Regions from separate parts of the Homo sapiens genome. Here region 2 is linked to region 1. Evidence: read pairs that join two places in POLR2A ChIA-PET (ENCODE). Cell type or tissue: Panc1. All regions are shown on one strand. Each heading gives the region's core, and the rest is flanking DNA. Links, peaks and the distances in the headings are about the cores only. Region 1 has its middle 12 kb from the start of SOCS6. Region 2 has its middle 13 kb from the start of RTTN.

The links. ChIA-PET counts read pairs that join two places held together with the same protein. Peaks named below come from ENCODE experiments on the same cell type or tissue, not always from the same donor. Only the 100,000 strongest peaks of a DNase experiment are listed, where the experiment ranks them.
Region 2: POLR2A ChIA-PET joins it to region 1 with 7 read pairs; 5 of 35 experiments call an interaction of 5 or more read pairs at or near these places.

The regions. Positions count from the first base shown.
Region 1 is chr18:70,275,143-70,279,543 of GRCh38, reverse strand. No RefSeq gene overlaps it. Among named protein-coding and RNA genes, the nearest start is that of SOCS6, 12 kb to the left of the region's middle. RefSeq lists an enhancer at 2,030-2,530. In Panc1, for the core only: no CTCF peak of the experiment used is centred there; no DNase peak of the experiment used is centred there; H3K27ac peaks cover 239 bases.
Region 2 is chr18:70,216,532-70,220,932 of GRCh38, reverse strand. No RefSeq gene overlaps it. Among named protein-coding and RNA genes, the nearest start is that of RTTN, 13 kb to the right of the region's middle. In Panc1, for the core only: no CTCF peak of the experiment used is centred there; no DNase peak of the experiment used is centred there.

The sequences.
Region 1 (4,401 bases), core at 246-4,245:
AGGTTCAGGCAGGATTATTACTTTAGCCCAGGAATTAGAGGAATTGGAGACTGTGGTAAGCTATGGTAATGCCACTGCACTCCAGCCTGGTCAAAAGAGAGAGACCCTGTTTTAAAAAAGATAATAAAGAAAACAAGAACTGTTCAATGAAGCACTGTTTGTGGTAGTGAAAACCTCAAAACAACACAGTGACGACAATGCAAATGTCTACAGCTGGATAATGGGATAAACCAAATGACTTCCATTTCAACAAAAACATGAGTAAACTAGATTATATGTATCAACATGTATATATATTAAAGACATTATTTAGTGAAACAAAAAACTAGTTCTAGAAGGATACATACAAAACCAAACCATATATGTAAGGTTTGAAGCATTCAAACTAATAATATACAATGTTATGGGTACATGCATATATAGAAAAAGTACAAGGCTGAGTGTGGTGGCTCAGGCCTGTAATCCCAGCACTTTGGGAGGCTGAGGCAGGTGGATCACCTGGAGTGGGGAATTCGAGACCAGCCTGGCTAACATGGTGAAACTCTGTCTCTACTAAAAATACAAAATTAGCTGGGTGTGGTGGCGGGCACCTGTAATTCCATTCACTAGAAAGGCTGAGGCAGGAGAGTCTCTTGAACCTGGGAGGCAGAGGTTGCAGAGAGCCCAGATAGCACCACTGCACTCCAGCCTGGGTGACAGAGTAACACTCTGTCTAAAAAAAGCAAAAGTATATAAACATGAATTGGAAAGATACACACTTTAAGGTAGGTGTTATCCTTGGGACAGAGACAGGAGAATCATCAGAGAGGCATACAAAGGGGATTTTTCCTTAAAAAGGGAAGGACGTATTCTTCCTTCAAGAAATAACCCAAAAGAAAACAAAGTGAAATGTGAACATTTGTTAAATTTCAGTGGTGGGTACGTGGCTGCGCATTCTATTAGTCTGTGTTTTTTCAGCATGTTTGAAATTAAAAAAAAAATTTATATGAGGATTCTGAAGTCAAACCCAAATTCAAACCCCTTCTCTACTGCTCCTAGTACTCAAATACCATTCTGCCGCTAAAGAAGTTACGAATTGGCAACCACATACACGTGAGTGGGGAAAGTCCTATTTCTTTTTTTTTCTTTTTTTTTTTTTTTTTTTTTTTTTTTTTAAGAAAGAGTCTTGCTCTGTCACCCAGGCTGGAGTGCTGGAGTGCAGTGGTGCAATCTCAGCTCACTGCAACCTCTACCTCCCAGGTTCAAGTGATTTTTTTGCCTCTGACTCCCAAGTAGCTGGGATTACAGGCATGTGCCACCATGCCCGGCTAATTTTTGTATTTTAGTAGAGACGGGGTTTCACCATGTTGGCCAGGCTGGTTCCAAACTCCTGACCTCAAATGATTTGCCCCTCTCGACTTCCCAAAGTGCTAGGATTATAGGCGTGAGCCACCATGCCCGGCCCTTTTTCTTTATTTGCTTTAAATCAGGTGAAATACAGCCCAGAGCTTTTATCTTACTGGCTTGGCAGAAACATTCAACACTTAACTATTATTGAAAATGGGGTTTGAGCCGGGCATGGTGGCTCATGGCTATAATCCCAGCACTTTGGGAGGCCGAGGCGGGTGGATCACGAGGTCAGAAGTTTGAGACCAGCCTGGCCAACATGGTGAAACCCCATCTCTACTAAAAATACAAAAATTAGCTAGGCGTGGTGGCGGGCGCCTGTAATCCCAGCTACTTTCTGGAGGCTGAGGCAGGAGAATCACTTGAACCTGGGAGGTGGAGGTTGCAGTGAGCTGAGATCGCGCCATCACACTCCAGCCTGGGCAACAAGAGCGAAACTCCATCTCAAAAAAAAAAAAGAAAATGGGGTTTGTTTTACTTCTCTAGGTTTACACATGAATCTGCTAATGTGATTCCTGCAGACCCAGGGCCTTCTCATCTTCCTCTCCTTGTGGTTCCCCTGACATCCTATTAATCAGGTCTAAGTGGTCCCTAAAGAGCAGGCTTGGAGGTGGGATTCTTTGCTGTGTTGGGAGCTTGAGGTCCAGCCCACTCTTTTCTTGCCTTTTGAAGCGTTGCACTTGTCTTTAGTCATTTCTGTCAGAACTGGGATTCAAACCCACACCTGCATTCAGAGACCAGAAGCCATTTCTGCTTTTGACTCTCTCTGTTTGTGATGCCAGAGGAGAGAGGGAAATTTTCCCGCAGGGAAGGTTCTAACTGGCTGACTTGAATAATAAATGTCGTCAGGGAAATGCGGTTCTCTGGCTGACCAGGCTGGGTCCTGTGTCCACGCATGTCTGTGGAATTAGGCATGGAGCGGTCCACTTAAACTCTAGGGAATGAGTTTCCCATAAGGTAAAGATGGCAGTGGCACAGGGCAAGCCAAAAAAAAAAAAAAAAAAAGGAAGCCAGTCACAGTTAAATAAAACCGGAGCTGGGCAGGAGTTAATGCTGTGAGTGCAGATTTTATTCAGGAACTATTGCAATAGTGGAAAGAGACCTCAGTATAGAACCAGGCTCAATTCTAAATACAGCATGGACAAGTGGTCATTTATAGCCAAAAAGCAGGGTGGGGTCAGTGGTTGGAAAAGTACTGAGAGGAAACATCAGACGTAAGGGGGATTCTGGCTAAACCAACTTGACAGGATTCTTGCTGAAGGCGGGCCAGGCTGATCAGACATCACCTGGGGGATGGTGGGGATAAGGAATTTGACCAGATATTCAGGATGAATGTCGTTTGTAAACTGACTTAACAGGATTCTTGCTACAACTGAGTGATGCAGACTGACAGAAACCAAGGATGTCCACTGATTGTTGAGGGCTAGAGGGCTAAGAGAAGCCTGACTAGAGTTAGGTGGAGAGAGTATTTGTCAACAGACATAATAGATCTTACCTCCAAGGGTTTCTCAGGGGATTAAATGATTATAGAATACCCTTAGCACAGAGGCGGGCTGAGAGTAAATCCTTAATAAATGGCAGCTGTTATTACTTTTCTTTCATGGGCCTTATTATGACTGTAATCATGTAATTGTTCACATGATTGTTTGGTAAAGTCTTTCTCTCATGGGAGACTTCAAAATCCTAAAGGACAGAGGTTTCTTCATTCACCACTGTATCTTCAGCACCTGAAAGTGGGCTGGTACTCAGTGGGTGTTTAGTGAAACATTGCTGAATAAATGAAGGATTTAATGATGTCATCGTATTTGGTTTTTAAAAAATATATGTGAAAATACTAATTTTGTGTGGGACCACATGGATGATAGAAAAAGACTGATGATAAATTTATTTCACAGTGTTTTTATTTCCGTTCACAAAATTTCCAGATGTGCTTAGTAAAATTATTGCCAGCTTGTGAATGAGAATCTGGATGAGTAATTTATTCGAAGATCATACATGGAACTAATTATATAAGAGTCACTAAGTTTGCCAAACTTTTCAGTTGCTTTTAATTTAGTCACTCTTTAACAAACTTTATAACACATTTTCAAATCAGATTTTTGTTTATTTATCTCAAGTCATGTGTAAAGTCCCACTCAGAAAGATTTTTAGGTTCTAGATATAAATAAGGTTTTAATTAGAACAAGAACATATGTTCAAGGTTAATGACTTACTTTTATTTATTTATTTATTTATTTATTTATTTAGAGAGGGTCTTCCTCTGTCACCCGGGCTAGAGTGCAGTGGCACAATCATAGCTCACTACAGTCTCATATTCCTGGGCTCAAGTGATCCTCCTGCCTCAGCCTCCCAAGTAGTGGGACTATAGGTGGTGCCACCATGACAGGCTCAATATTTTCTGTGGAGACATGGTCTTGCAATGTTGCCCAGGCTGGCCTCAAACTCCTGGCCTCAAGTTATCTTCCCACCTCAGCCTCCCAAAGTGCCGACATTACAGGCATGAGCCACCACACATGGCCTAAGGCTAATGACTTTTACAAAGCCTAGTTCCTTATGTTAAAGAGAACTAGAAAGTGACAGTAGTTCAAGTAGCGTCTTTGTTCAGGCTGCTATAACAAAATACCATAAACTGGGTAGTGTATAAACAATGGAAATGTATTTCTTAGAGTTCTGGAGGCTGAAAGTTTGTGATTGTGGCGTCGGCAAATTCAGTGTCTGGTTGGGTCCTCACTGGTTTGTGAACAACCATCTTTTTGCTCTGTCCCCACATGGCAGAAAAAGTGAGCGAGCTCTTCAGCGCCTCTTTTATATGTGCACAAATCCCATTCGTGAAGGCGCCTTCTTGCGCTAATCATCTGCCAAAGGCTCTACCTCCCAACACTGTCACATTGGGGATTAGGATTTGAACATAAGAATTTTGAGAAGACACAAACATTCAGACCATAGCAAGTGATGAAACAGATTTTACTCAGGAGCTATTGCAATAGAGGAAAAGAGACCTCAGTATAGAGCCGG
Region 2 (4,401 bases), core at 293-4,292, 59 kb after region 1:
AGCAGATCCATGAACACAATCTCCAAATTCATTTTGAAGCCTTATAGTCTGTGATTCCAACCTCCCTGTCAAGGCTCTTGACCTGACTCAGAAAGTCCTCAGCACCGATGAGTCCCTCGTGCCTCATTCCTGTGACATCGTCAAAGTGTTTGGTTTCCTATTAGTTAACTGGAAAAGGTCACCTTTGGGCAAAATCATGAAACTGCGATGAGACACTATAGGACTCCTCTACCATTAGGCATTTCTTTACACTTTTGAAATTTTTCTCTTATTAAAAAATTGTGATAAAATATACATAACATAAAATTTACCATCTTAACTTTTTCTTTCTTTTCTTTTTTTTTTTTTAGACAGAGTTTTGCTCTTGTTGCCTAGGCTGGAGGGCAATGGCGTGATCTCGGCTCACAGCAACCTGCGCCTCCCGGGTTCAAGTGATTCTCCCGCCTCAGCCTCCCAAGTAACTGGGATTACGGGCATGCATCACCACGCCCGGCTAATTTTGTATTTTTAGTAGAGATGGGGTTTCACCATGTTGGTCAGGCTAGTCTCGAACTCCCAACCTCAGGTGATCCACCCGCCTTGGCCTCCCAAAGTGCTGGGATTACAGGTGTGAGCCACTGTGCCTGGCACATCTTAACCATTTTTAAGCATACTGTTCAATGGCATCACGCACATTCACATCGTTATGTAACCATCACCACCATCCATCTCCAGAGCTCTTTTCATCTTGGAAAACTGAAACTCTGTACCCATTAAAAAGGAATTTCCCATTCCTCCTTTCTCCAGTTCCTGGTAACCACCATTCTACTTTCTGTCTCTATGAATTTGACTATTCTAAGTACCTTGTATAACTGCGATCGTACAGTATTTGTCTGATTCCAACCAAAATTGTGACTGGCCTATTTTACTTAGCATAATGTCCTCAAGGCTCATTCTTGTAGTAGCATGTGTCAGAATTTAGTTCCTTTTTAAGGCTAAGTAACATTCCATTAATTGTATATACCACATCTTGTTTATTCATTCATCTGTCAATAGAAACCTGAGCTGCTTCCACATGTTGGCTACTGTGAATAATACTGCCATGAACAATGGTGTACAAATATCTGTTCAAGTCTCTGCCTTTGATTCTTTTGGGTGTATACTCAGAAGTGGAATTACTGGATCACATGATAATTCTAGGTTTAATTTTTTGAGGAATAATCGTATTGTTTTCCATATGGCTGCACTGTTTTACGTTCCTACCAACAGTGCACAAAAGTTGCACTTTCTCCACATCTTGGAGAACACTTGTTACTTTTTGTTTTCGTTTTTTCTGATGGTAGACATCCTAATGGGTGTGAGGTGGTATCTCATTGTGGTTTTGATTTCCATTTCCCTAATGATTTGAACACTGAGCATCTTTTCATGTGCTTATTTGTCATTTGTACATCTTCTTTGGAGAAATATCTATTCATGTTCTTTTTCTCTTTTTATTTTATTTTATTTTTGAGATGGAGTCTCACTCTGTTGCCCAGGCTGGAGTGCAGTGGTGCGATGTCTGCTCACTGCAACCTCCACCTCCCAGGTTCAAGTGATTCTCCTGCCTCAGCCTCCCAAGTAGCTGGGATGACAGGCATGCGCCACCACACCTGGCTAATTTTTGTATTTTTAGTAGAGGCAGGGTTTCACCATGTTGGCCAGACTGGTCTTGAACTCCTGACCTCAAGTGATGAGCCTGCCTCAGCCTCCCAAAGTGTTGGGATTACAGGCGTGAGCCACTGCACCCTGCCCTCTCTCTTTTCAATTAATACATTTACATTTTGCTATGGACTGAATGTTTGTGTCCTCCCAAAATTCATATTTTGAAGCCCTAACCCTCAATGTTACTGTATTTGGAGACAGGGTTTTTAGGAGGTAAGTAAGGTTAAGTGAGGTCACAAGGGTGGGCTCTAATCCTATAGGATCGGTGGTTTTATAAGAAGACAGACCAGGCATGGTGGCTCATGCTTGTAACCTTGGAGCTTTGGGAGGCTGAGGGGGATGATCGTTTGAGGCCAGGAGTTTGAGACTAGCCTGGGCAACAGAGGAAGACCCTGTCTCTATGAAAAGTTAACGGATTAGCTGGGTATAGTGGTGTATGCCTGTAGCCTTAGCTACTCATGAGGCTAAGGTAGGAGAATTACTTGAGCCCAGGAATGTGAGGCTGCAGTGAGCCATGGTTGTGCCACTTCACTCAAGTCTAGGTGACAGGGTAAGACTCTGTCTCAAAAAAAAAAAGAAAAAATTGACACCAGTGAGTTTTCTCTCTCTGTCTGCCGCCTGAGGACACAGAGAGAAGATGGCCAGCTTTAAGCCAGAAGAAAGGTCATCCTCAGTCTAGCAGCTTGCTCACACTATTTCCATACTCTCTCTTCTTCCAAGTGGTGTGAAAAAATCATTGATTTTTTTTTAGGGAAAATACCCCTTAAAATAACTCTCTTATTAGAATGCAACCCATTGGTAGCTGATGTAGTTTGGCTCTGTGTCACCACCCAAATCCCATCCTGTAGCTCCCATAATTCCCATGTGTTGTGGGACGGACCCAGTGGGAGGTAACTGAATCATGGGGGTAGGTCTTCCCTGTGCTGTTCTCATGATAGCGAATAAGTCTCATAAGATCTGATGGTTTTATAGATGGGAGTTTCCCTGCACAAGCTCTCTTCTCTTTTCTGCTGGCATGTGAAATGTGACTTCTACCTTCCACTGTGATTGTGAGGCCTCCCCAGCCACGTGGAACTGTAAGTCCAATAAACCTCCTTCTTTTGTAAATTGCCCAGTCTCAGGTATGTCTTTATCAGCTGTGTGGAAACAGACTAATATGGTAGCCATGTGCTCTTATAGGACAATAGCATTCAGTTTATTCATTCATGCACTAAATATACTTATTATTGTCTCCTATGAGTTAAGAATTTGGCTACACTCTAGGTATAAAGTAGCAAACAAAAACAGAAAACTTCCTCTCACAGAATCTGCATTCCAGAAGAGATGATGGATACTAATCAAATACATGTAAAATTGGAATTATAATATGTCACAAAGGTGAAGAATATTGTGCTTCAGGAGTGTATAACAGAGGTTTTTGAACTTAGTCAAAGAAGGCCTTTCTAAAGAGGTTATGCTTGAGCCTATGAAAATATAAAGGGTAGAGAGGAGTTTATGAGTCAAATAAGGGAGAATAAAACATTTCAAGCAGAAATAAAACTATATTCAAAAGCCCCGTGGCTTAAAGGAACACAAAAAAACATCAGAGCTGTAAATCTGGCCAGAGTGGGTGGAGCACTGAGAGTGAATGGGAGCGTGGCGTGAGATGAGGTGGAGAGAGGATTTGTTCCACACCCTGAACATCATGTTTAGTGTTTTCTTTACACTAAAAGTAATTGGAAGCCACAGAGTATATCAAGCAGTGAAGTGGGGAGGGGTGATGTTACCAGATTTACATTTTGAAAAGATTGCTCTGGCTGCCTGCGGAAAATCGATTTGAGGGGACATACATGTGTATTTACATAAATCAACAATTTAGAAGGATAGATGATCCCTGAAATAGTCCCCAAATGTTTGGCACCAGAAGTGTTTCAAATTTCAGATTTTTTCAGATTTTGGAATATTTGCAACCCAAATCTAAAATTCCCAAATCCCACATGGTCCAATGAGCATTTCCTTGGAGCAAAAACCTTTGAGTGTCATGTTGGCACTCGAAACGTTTCAGGTTTTGGAGCATTTTGGCTTCTGATTTTTGGATTAGGGATGTTCAACCTGTGTTGGCTTTGGAGATATTTTCTATATAGGAGTAAGGAAGGAGAAGCATGAGGGTTCCTCCAGTATCTAGCTTGCAGAAACAGGGAGCCAGCACAGCTGTTCACCGAAATAGGAAACACTGAAGGAATATGATGTTTGGGAGAGAAGACCATGTGTTTAGATTTTTGTGTGTTGAGTCTGAGATGCCTCTGAGATTTCAGGCTGAAGATGCTGAGCAGGCAGTTGAGTACCCTGGTCTGGATCTCAAAAGAAAGAAATGGAGATATAAATAAATGTGTAAGTTGCTTGTGTTTGTTTTTAACTGAAACAAAAAATGTGAATGAGATTAGGGAGTGAGAGCAAATAGCATGGGCCCCGGCTTGAGAATTTCAGAACTTCCAAGATTACTGGTTTGTGAAGGAGATTTACCCTTAGTGCTAGGATTTAGAGAAAACACGTATTAAAACAATTCAACTTATTTTCCAATTTCATAAAATCTCTTTTAAAAAGATTAAGTCTCTTCTGATTCATGACTTAATAACTCACTTCCCAACAGAAATGATCTTAAGCATCACCTGGAAGTTCGTTCATTTATTCAATCAGAATACTTATTAAGCAGGGCTGGGCACAGTGGGTCACGCTTGTAAT